Regions from separate parts of the Mus musculus genome. Here region 2 is linked to region 1. A link is a loop called in an ENCODE intact Hi-C map of the cell type or tissue named here. Cell type or tissue: heart. All regions are shown on one strand. Each heading gives the region's core, and the rest is flanking DNA. Links, peaks and the distances in the headings are about the cores only. Region 1 has its middle 28 kb from the start of 1700023C21Rik. Region 2 overlaps Abca9 (ATP-binding cassette, sub-family A (ABC1), member 9).

Evidence for each region. Hi-C counts contacts between places; a loop is a spot of excess contacts. Peaks named below come from ENCODE experiments on the same cell type or tissue, not always from the same donor. Only the 100,000 strongest peaks of a DNase experiment are listed, where the experiment ranks them.
Region 2: it touches region 1 in a loop (4-fold over the local background); 15 of 42 quality-filtered maps call a loop at or near these places.

Annotation. Positions count from the first base shown.
Region 1 is chr11:109,871,140-109,876,521 of GRCm38, forward strand. No RefSeq gene overlaps it. Among named protein-coding and RNA genes, the nearest start is that of 1700023C21Rik, 28 kb to the left of the region's middle. In heart, for the core only: a CTCF peak has its summit at 2,426 (motif pointing right); DNase peaks (open chromatin) are centred at 2,222, 2,892, 4,082, 4,492 and 1 weaker place; H3K27ac peaks cover 300 bases; H3K27me3 peaks cover 262 bases.
Region 2 is chr11:110,109,083-110,114,464 of GRCm38, forward strand. It overlaps Abca9 (ATP-binding cassette, sub-family A (ABC1), member 9), which reads right to left. Exons shown (of 39, transcript NM_147220.2): 30 at 5,142-5,259; 31 at 4,110-4,201; 32 at 1,205-1,365. Among named protein-coding and RNA genes, the nearest start is that of Abca8a, 16 kb to the left of the region's middle. In heart, for the core only: a CTCF peak has its summit at 2,287; no DNase peak of the experiment used is centred there.

The sequences.
Region 1 (5,382 bases), core at 90-5,089:
CTGATTGAAAATCCACGGTCGGAGCAGAGTGGTCTCTGTGGATGAGCCTCCTGGTTCTCATTTTCTCCACGGACATTTTTAATATTGTAGGATAGACAACAGTAACTTCTGTTGGAAGCGGATGCAATGTTTGTAGTGTCCTTAGCTGTTTGCTGTTTTCTTCTCTTCCTGTTACAGAGTTAGGGTATGGGCCAGTCTTAGGACAAGGAGTTACAGAGGATATTTCAAAATGCATACCAGAGCCTGGGGTATGGAAGGGACTGTGCCTCTTAGAGTCCATGTCAACAAGTACAAGGAGCACACGAGGATTCACCTTCTTCCTCCGTCTTGTTGAGGAACTTTCTGGAACGGAAGGTTCATCTGGATTCTTTGGGTAGAGGAAGAAACACATACTCATGTGCATCATTAGCCTAGGTCCGTCCTGCTTTGCCTCTGTCTTACCTGGATACTGAGTTAGGTTATGAAGTAGGCTGAAGGACAGGTGTTGTGGGGAACACCTTTCATCCCAGCATGTGGTAGTGGTAGGTTGATCTCTACCTGGCTCTCTGTGAGTTCAAGGCCAGTCTGGTCTAAGCTGTGAGTGAGAGCCAGGTCATCAGCCAGAGTGTCTCAAAAGGCATTTATGCTTGGGGTGGGGGGTGGATGGGACTGTGGAGGGTGTGTGTGTGTGTGTGTGTGTGTGTGTGTAGGGGCATCAGAGAAACAGGTTAAGAAATCAATTCATCTTCTCTTTGAGGGGATAAAAGAGGATGCACAAAGGCATCTGCTGGTTCGTGTGTAATGCGGATGTGTCCCCAGGTTTCACAAGTTGGATACTTGGTTTCCGACACAGCAACACTGAGATGCTGACCCTCTGGGCTGTCTTAGAAATTCGACTTTGTTATGCTAAGCCCTCTGCGGAATGCTAGCCCAGGATCTTGTGTGACGCCCTTGGCCATGCTCTGATGTAACAGGAAGACCCTCACTAGATGCTGGGTAGGTGCTATAGCTATGATCTTGGACTTCCCAGACTGCAGAGCTGGGGCTTAAATAAGCCTGCATGCTGTAGAGGTATTTGGTTATCAGAAAATAAGACAGAAGGTTTCTGCACTCTAAACGTTATAACAGGCCTCTAGACCTTAGACACCCACCCGCCCCAGACCTTACTTAGTACAACTGACGCCATGTTGGAAGCCCATTCAGGCCCTGGAAACTAGCGAGAGACAAAGGCTAAGTCAACAGTTCCAGGATGCAGCCGGGGAAATCTCTCAATGTGCTAACCTTGCTTTTCAGTTTCGGTTGTTCCGCTCCTTGCTAACCGTTCTTGTTAACGGAAGTGTGTCACCTCAGAATATGTTTTGTTGTTTGTTTGTTTTGTACTGAGAGGCTCAGGTAAGGTACGGCTTGCGGCTGAATGGCTTGGGTATGTTTTCTGTGCAGCCAGCTGGCTATAAAGACTTTCTATTTGGCTCTAAGAGTCCGTGTGTTCTCTGACGGAGTTACCTCACAACAACTTGAGAGGTCACATGAGAGAATTCTTCTAAAGTGAATCGTTTGCATTTGTTCTTTTGAAAATCTTAAAGTTGATTTATCTTATGTGTATGAGTGTTTCCATTTATGTGTCTCTGTGAATTACACAAATGCTAGGGGCTTGTGGAGGTCAGAAGAGGATGTTAGACTCCCTTGATCTGGAACTAGGGACGGCTGTAAGTCACCATAGGAGTACTAGGAAGTGAACTTAGGTTCTCTGCTAGAGCAACGAGTGCTTTTAACCACGGCACCATCTTTCCACACTCCACCTTCCAATTTGCATATATTCTTGATCAACCTGCCTTTATAATGAGTAGACTAGAGATTTCAGTTCCTGGGTCTCAGGTCTCACATCTCCCACTGTCCCCTGCCTCCAAGTCACAGGAGTCATTTTAAGTGTGTTCAGACAATTAAAAGAAAATGACTGATGTGTCCAGTAACATTGGCAGCTGAGGGTCTTTTGCAAGAGTCTTCTTCCTAGAGGTTGAGCCTATATCTGAGCTAGACCAGCAGAAGCTCTTCAGAAGAAACACAGTGATTATTAAAGGGAACCGTCCCTGGTTAGATCTGAATGCAGTTCAAGCTGCTACTTCCCAAGAAACCAGGATCAAATACTGGGGAGACACATTTTTGGTCCACCTTCATCAGGAGCAAATTCATGCCATAGCTCTGCTAAAAATAAGAAGCCCATCAGAGCCGGGCGGTGGTGACTTACACCTTTAATCCCAGCACTTGGGAGGCAGAGGCAGGCGGAATTCTGAGTTCGAGATCAGCCTGGTCTACAGAGTGAGTTCCAGGACAGCCAGGTCTACACAGAGAAACCCTGTCTCAAAAAAAAAAAAAAAATAAAAATAAAAAAAAGAAAGAAATCCATCAGAATATTTTCCAGATTCGACCAGAAGATGGCGCAATCTGAAAACTAATTTACGCATCTCCACAAAACAAGGTTTTTTTCCCCGCACTAGGGTCTCACAGAACCAAGTATTACAAAACACAGTTTTAAAATGCTTATTATATATCCTAATATCCTAAATATCATGATAATTCTTTGCATTCCTTGGTGGGGAGTATTTCTATGAAAAGGTTTTTTGGGGGAATGATACAAATAAGGCAAGCCCCCCCCCAATCTTTGCACATTCTGGAATTTTAGAACATGTTCCCAGATTCCTATAGGGAAGGGTACATGAACAAAGGACTCCTCTGTGGCTGTAAATAAGAAGCTGGGTTGGGGCTGGGAGGAGGAGCGCGCTCTAGAAAGAACCGATTTCATGGCCGGAGCTCTGTGACCTTTTCCTGCTGCCCCAGAGGGACAGAAGCTTCCTGACTGCTACAATCCAACCATTTGGTTTTTCTTACTCTCATGGAATTTAAGAGTTGGATGGGACTCTTGAGAACATTTGGTCCAAGCCTTCTCCCGGCACGGAAGTCGTTCTCATTATCTCCCTGGCCACAGCAAGAAACAACATCTGTCCGAACCTCACCACAGCCATCCCATTTCCGTGCGGCTCTGGGGGGCGGGGTAGCCTCGGAAAGACGGGGTGGGGGGGGAGAGGGGGCTAGCCTCTTCCGCTGTACTGATAATGATAATACTTCACGAATGTGGTACGTACACACTTCCTCATTGAAAACCAACATTCCTCTAAGGGATGGGGTACGTTGTGGGTCACACAATAAGCAAACCAGATTGCATAACTCCCTCTCCTGAATTCCACAGCCAGCATCTGAGGAGGGTACTATTGTTTCCTTGTGTGAGAATGAGGGACTTGGTGCTCAGAGAGATTAAGTCGCCTGCCATCAGAAAACTCGGCACATAAAGAGTAATCGGTGATGGTCGTCACCAGAGGCTTGCCATGAAGGGTCTAACCCGAAGTTCATGCCTTCAACTCTGCTATTCATGCATCTCTGTGTGACAAAGGGCCACCAGAGCCCTCACTGGGTACATCTACCTCACTGAGGCACCTAGCTCATTCTCCCACGGCTGCTCAGCAATGTGTCTAAGCTCTCTACCTTCTGATTCACGAGAACCCTCCAGGTATCACATACTAAGATCGTGCCTATCACTAGCCCTATCTTTCTAACTGTCCTCTAGAGAGATGAGGCCCGGGGACATGGTTCAATGGGTAAAATACTCGCCTCAGAATCATGAGGATCTGATTTTGATCTCCACAACCCAGACAAGAAGCCAGGCTCTGTGGCTGTGATCCTAGTTCCGGGGAGACAAAGACAAGGCAGATATCCCTGGAATCCATAGTCCAACCAATGTAGGAGAATTGGTGAGAGACCCTGCCTTGAACATTAAGGTGGAGAGTGGCTGAGGGAGACACTTGGCATTGACCTCTGGCCTCCATATGTACAAGTGTACATGAGTGCATACGAATGCACAAATGCAACTATAGCTGTCAATCATCTACCTTACTGCCCCTTGTAAATCACTAACCCCCATGGAGTCCTGTTTTCCTAGTCTGTAGGCCTCATTGTACGGTGTTGTAATCTTCTGTAACTCACTGGACATCTGCCTTCCCCATTAGACTCTGTGAGGGCCAGAGTTACTTTGTTGTTATCATTTCCCTGGGGCCTCATCCAGTTCCCTGAATGGCGCAGCTGTTCAGTTGATAACATAGCCAGTCTACCGATGGGAATAATCAGACCTTCATTCCTCCTACACAAGATAATTGTGAGAAACAAAGAAGGGGTCTGCTCATGAAAAGCACCGTGTTCTGTTAAAACCAAGCAACCAACCAACCAAGCAACCAAGCAAGCAACCAAGCAACCAACCAACCAACCAACCAACCAACCAACCGAACAAACAAAACAACACCAACAAAAACCAGTTCTGCCATCACTGGTAACAAACAAACTACATGTTAGGCTGATTAAGAAACCAGCTTCTCTCCTGGCTAAAAGCCCCAAATGGTCTCATTCATGCCTCTTGGCAGCCTTGGTGGAAGCCAAAGATGGTGGAAGCCAAAGATGACACAAGTATTTGGGAGGCTCTGCTCTGATTCCCAAGTGATTTTAGTGTTAACACCTTCACAGGGTCAATATTAGGATAGCGGTAAAGGCCTGCTGAGAGAAAATCTCCTCTGGTCAGGAGACTGCAGTCTCTGGCCTGGCTGGAGACCTACCATGCTGGTTGGATGGGACCAATCACCTATTCAAGAGACCACCTCTAGGAAGAGGGGCAGCACAGGCAGGCAGGCATCCTTAATCCAGGCTAAGGAAGTAGGCAGAATAATTAATCCTCTAATGAGTTACTGTACCTCTTCTTCTTTGAATCCCTGACCTTAGCCCAGGAACTTTATTGAACTGCATCTATGTAGATCTGAAGATCTACTTGATTTTGTGAAGTACACGGAAAAGCCCGAGTTCCCCTTTTCTTCTTCCTCTTTTTGCAAGCATGCTTTCTTTGACACCTGGGGCTTCCCTAACACTTTGCTCACTTCTCTCCTAAAGACTCCTCCTTTCTCTTCTAACCTCTTTATCTTCCGTCAAGGGGCTGCTTGTCCACCCTGGGGCTGACCCCCCAGGCCAGCTTGAATGGCATAGCTCCCCCCCCCCCCATCCCCTTCTCTCTTTTTCTCCTCCGGGCAGTTGCTAAGATTTATAGCTGAAGATTTAGAGCCTGTTCTAGGTGGTTTTGTTTTACATACTAATAAAATTGTCCTGTAGGCTTTTAAAACTAAAAAATAATGAGGCTGAGATGGCTCAGGGGTTAAGAGCAGTGACTGCTCTTCCAGAGATCCTGAGTTCAATTCCCAGCAACCACATGGCGGCTCACAACCATCTGTAATGGGATCCAATGCCCCATTTGGTGTGTCTGAAGACAGCAACAACGTACTCATATACATAAAATACATAAATAAATAAGTCTTA
Region 2 (5,382 bases), core at 308-5,307, 240 kb after region 1:
TTCATAACAGCAGCAAAATTACAGTTATGAAGTAGCAACAAAATAATTTTATGGTTGGGAGGTCCCCACGACATGATGAACTTGTATTAGGAAGGATGAGAACCACCACTCTAGATCCACAAGGCTATGGCTTGGATTATACAGTCCTCATTTCTCTGGCTTTTTGTCTGGTCATATCATCTCTCTCACTCACACACAACCCTGCACTGATACCGTTGTTCTTTGGCCTTCATTAGAGGCTAAAGCAAAAGCTGACATCTTGAACTTTCGTCTTCAAAACTGAATTAAATAGCAGGACAGTGGTTGTGGCACAAGCTTTTAATACAAGCACTGGTAAACAGAGTCAGGCAGATCTTTGTGAGTCAAAGGCCAGCTTGTTCTACAGTGTGAATTCCAGGACAGCCAAGGATTCACAGAGAAATCCTGTCTCAAAAACAGTAACAATAACAACAACAACAACAAAAACAAAACAAATATAAAGTGGGTTCAATAAATAAATCTCTTTTCTTCAAATGTATTCAGACTACTGAGTTTCATTACAATAACACAAAACTGGCTAATACTGATATTTTATAGCTCTCTTTGGTCAACACACTCTTATTTCCACTATTATTTTCCATGTTTCCCCACCACAATGGACTGGTCTTTCTGGTAATAAGCCCAATAGATATTTTCTTCTAAAAAAGAATAAAAGGAAGGAAGGAAGGAAGGGAAAGAGGGAGGGAGGGAGGGAGAGAGAGAGAGAGAAAGAAGGGAGGGAGGGAGGGAGGGAGGGAGAGAGAGAGAGAGGGACAGAGAGAGAGAGAGAAAGAAAGAAAGAAAGAAAGAAGGAAGGAAGGAAGGAAGGAAGGAAGGAAGGAAGGAAGGAAGGAAAGAAAGAAAGAAAGAAAGAAAGAAAGAAAGAAAGAAAGAAAGAAAGAAAGGAGGGAGGGAGAGCGAGAAAGAAAGAAAGGAAGGAAGGAAGGAAAGAAAGGAAGGAAAGAAAGAAAGAAGGAAGGAACGAAGGAAGGAACGAAGGAAAGATCAGTAAACCTTTCTCTCCAGGCTTAAAGTAAGAGAGAACAGCAGTGAACCCATTCGGGATGACTAAGTGTCCCACAAGCAAGGGAACAGTAGTTAGAAGCTCTCTTCTTTAATTCTGTGTGAGCACATTAATAAGATACCACTGTCCTGAGCAGGGATTAAGTGCGGCTTCTCCACATACCGTGTGATGGTGACCACAGCATCCTTTTTCTTCAGCCCCTTCACAGCAGCATACAACTCCAGGTGTTCCTTCACTGTCAGGTTGGGCCACAGCACGTTCTCCTGAGGGCAGTACCCCAAGAATCCGAGGGCAGCACCCCCACCGCTCCCTTTCAAAAACACCTACACAGACAATATATATGTGTTTCTCAGATTCTATCCAAAACTGCATGCACATGTAAGTGACACTTAATGATGTTCTCTTCAGGCACACGGGTAGTAAGAGCATTAGTAAAATTATGACTGCTTGAACAAGACCATGTCATAATGACAACATCAGTTGACATGCCAAGCCAAATTGGGGGGGGGGGTGGAATCCACATGGTCTCAGACTCCATATGAAGAGCTACAGCTTGGCAATGGCTGTTGACAGAGGAAGAATCAGTTTCTTCCAAGGATGAGCTACTACACAGGTTGTCTAACCCTAAGTGATCTGGACACGTGTTTATATGAACAATGCTAAACAGACTCAGTAGCTTATGTGTATACTATAATATGCACACTCTATGTGTGTGTTTATAGAGAAAGATACATATGTGTGTGTATGTATTTATGTATGTGCATGTGCATATACACGTATCAATGATGATTAAAGATGATATCATGGGTTTGGGAAGTGGGGGTGGAACATGAAGAAGTTGGAGGGGTAGGAGAAGGGACAGGAATGAAGTACATGCAGTGCTCATGTATGAAGTTCACACAAAAACCATTAAGTGCTTAAAGAGTTAAATAACTATTTATCTCTGGAGAAATGACGAATCTCTCAGTAATTTAAAAGGGCAAACATTCCATATTATTATGCCGTAACGTAGTTTAAACTTCAGGACTAAATCTACCACCACAGTTCAAGTTCAGATGGCTTAGTTGGTGGCTTATTACATGAGTTCTCTCATTGACCCAGACGCTCAGAACAATGGACACTTGTTAACTGTTCTGTTTCTCAGCAGGGAGGGGGCAATTCTCCCCTCAGGGTACATCTCACACTATCCGAAGATGCTAATATTTGCTTGTCAAATTGGTATTCATGCCCGTGGTGGAAAGGGTACTACTGGCATCTAGTGGGTAAAAGCCAGAGATGCTATTAAATAGCCTACTATACACACATTTACTCAATCAGCAACACCATTGGTTCAAAAGATGAGTGGCCCTGAACTGACTAACAAAGAAAATTTCCCTTAGCAATACATCTACTACACGAGGACCAGGAAAATGATAATATCTATTATTTTGATGAGATCAGTACTGTACCATTTATAACAGCTAAAGTTTACTCTGTGATGCTCTGTACTGAAACCTAAGCATTTCATATAACTTAAATTACATTATTTTCAAATAAACAGAGATATGAACCTAATGCATTCATGGGCTAAGAAATTCGCACAAAAGAAAGAAAAAAGAAAGAAATTTGCACAAGAGTCACAGAAGATAAGCTTGGGACCTGACACCAGGATCAACTTTTAGAAAAGCCCTTGACCTTGATTCTTTGTGATTATCTCTCTGTGGTACAAAAGCAGTTAGCTTTGCCTTACCAAACTTTCAACAGAGAGAGAAAACGGAAAATAAATACATTGAAACATAAATAAACTTATTACAGCTCTCTGCTCAATGCTTTGTGAAAATACATGCATCTAATACGTAAGTTAATCAAGCAAATTGTACAGGCAATACAAGGCCCTTTGAGGAGTGACATTAAGGAGATAGCCAGGCGCCTGGAGATGGCTCTATCTATGGAGGGTGGGGGAATGTCAAGCCCACACACCCTACAGCGAGGAGACCAGAGGCTGAGTCCAGAGGCACAGAGACAGAACAGCAGTTGGCAGAGCCCTCATTTATGCTAACTCTGCAGCCATGATAGAGTTTGGACCTCTATGGTAGGAGTTTGTAATCAGGAGAGTGGCAGGCTTTTGTTTGCATTTGCAAAGGACTGCTCCAGTAGCTGCATCAGGTAAGAATGGAAACAGAAGGCAATTTATGAAGTCTCTTTAGCCATCAGTAGCATCTACAGCAATCTCTCATCAACCTTCCCTCTGATCTAAACCTCAGATCATACACCAAGAGCATTTTCCTCTGAAGTCATAACTGTTTGGTTTCTGATCATCATTTTATCTGATTTGGTCTACAAGGATGCAATTCATATATTTTTATAATTTGTATCCTGCACTCTGGACAATTGTTTTGTCTCTAATGTATGTCACCTTGGTAAGTTCTAGGTCTCCTGCATAGCAGAAGTGTGCTACACTGAGAACTTCAGTGCATCTCCAGTAGCGCCTGAAGCATCTCTTCCATCCCTGAAGACATCATCTCACCATCAGGCCAAGATTTGTCTCAGTTATGACAAGAAATTTTGTCTGGCTGTCTTCTTTGCAAAGACACCCGTGGTTTCTCGCTACACACGAGGCATGTAGTATTTAATTATAGCATGGATTCAGAGAACTGTGATTAAATATGGAGCTTCATGACTGTAACCACATTAGCAGGACTTGGTGGGATTTTAACAGTGATCTTTAGTATAATGCTGGATGAGACAACTCAGTTTACCAAGCTCTTAGAAGACTTATCAGTGCTCTCTTCCCTGAAAGTATGCATGGGTGTGTGTGTGTGTGTGTGTGTGTGTGTGTGTGATGTATATAATATTTTCATTAATATCTCTATTCTCTACTCACTCAAGGGCACTATGCTGACAACCTTAACCTTTCTCAAAAAAATCTTTTTGAATGAAGTAGAAAGAAATGTAGCCAGTCATCTTCAGTGCATGTCACTAGAATCAATTAAGGGCTAACAATGTATGTTTAGGTTGTCATGAGGAATCACTGAAAAGTGTTGGATATATTTAATATTATGGAACCCGTCCTACGTGTATTACTGACCTGACCTGCGGTTGGTATTGTGTCTCCTGTTATCATGCTAATTGTTGTACTTTTGCCAGCTCCATTGTGTCCTAAGAGCCCTAGGACTTCACCTGAAAGAAACAAGCATACTCAAGAACAGGCAAATAACTTTAAAAAATAAAACCAAATATAATTTGCTTTCCCTGTGGAGAGTACACAAAATGTACTATATACATTGTTTCAATCTCTCTCTCTCTCTCTCTCTCTCTCTCTCTCTCTCTCTCTCTCCCTCCCTCCCTCCCTCTCTCTCTCTCTCTCTCTCTCTCACACACACACACACACACTTGATGTTACTACTAACTTTGTCATATAGAAGAGAGATCTGAGTCTTAAAAACTGCAGATAACTTGCTTAAGGTAAGTTGTTAAGAGACTGAGCTTGAATTCTGAAGAGCACTTGCTCCAGTTAACCAGAAACTTCCATACCAAACACTGTTATTATAACTCGAGATAGGTTCTTATTGTGTAGTCCAGAATGCTCTGGAATGCATGGATGGAGCCCAGGCTGGCCTTGAACTTATTATAATATTCTTGCTTAGCCTGCCCAGTTTTGACATTATAGGCATGAATTGTTATGCCTAGCCATTATTTGTTAAGAATAAGAGACGCACCACTGTAACCCGATCAGTCCATTTACTTTCACCCTATGCCAGGGCTTAGAATGGAGCTCATTGGGAGAATGTTTGCCTAGCATGCAGAAGGCCCTGGGTTTCGTCCTCAACATCAAAAAGTAAATAAATATTTGAAATATTTAATACTTAAAATCAATGCTATCCTTTTTACCCCCTTCACTAGGATTTAAGATACAGGCCATAACTCTCTCTTCCTTTGCAAAGAAAAACTGTTCTATTTAAACCAAGGTTTATCAGCTGGAAGGCACGGCCTGAACCCCATGGTGAGCCAGCTGCCTCGGCACTCACCAAAAGATGATCCCTGTCCCAGACATGCATGCCTCTTAGAAAGACCCAGTCTTCAGAGCCCACAGCAACTCTGCTGAACTGTGGTTGCCAACCTTTTTTAACACAGAAGGAGATGTTCCTCGTGGCGATCTTTTTCTTCATTTTGGAAAAGCACCTTTTCGTTCTGCCTATATATTCCTTCCGCAGACAGCTTGCAATGATGACTGGTTTCTGTGAAGACAGATGAAAACCAGTGTAGCATTTTTCTTACCCCTTCCCCCCAGAGACTGCTCACACCTCTTCCCCCAGGCCTTTCCTTGTACAGAGCCATAAGCCCACCCACTCCTGCTACAA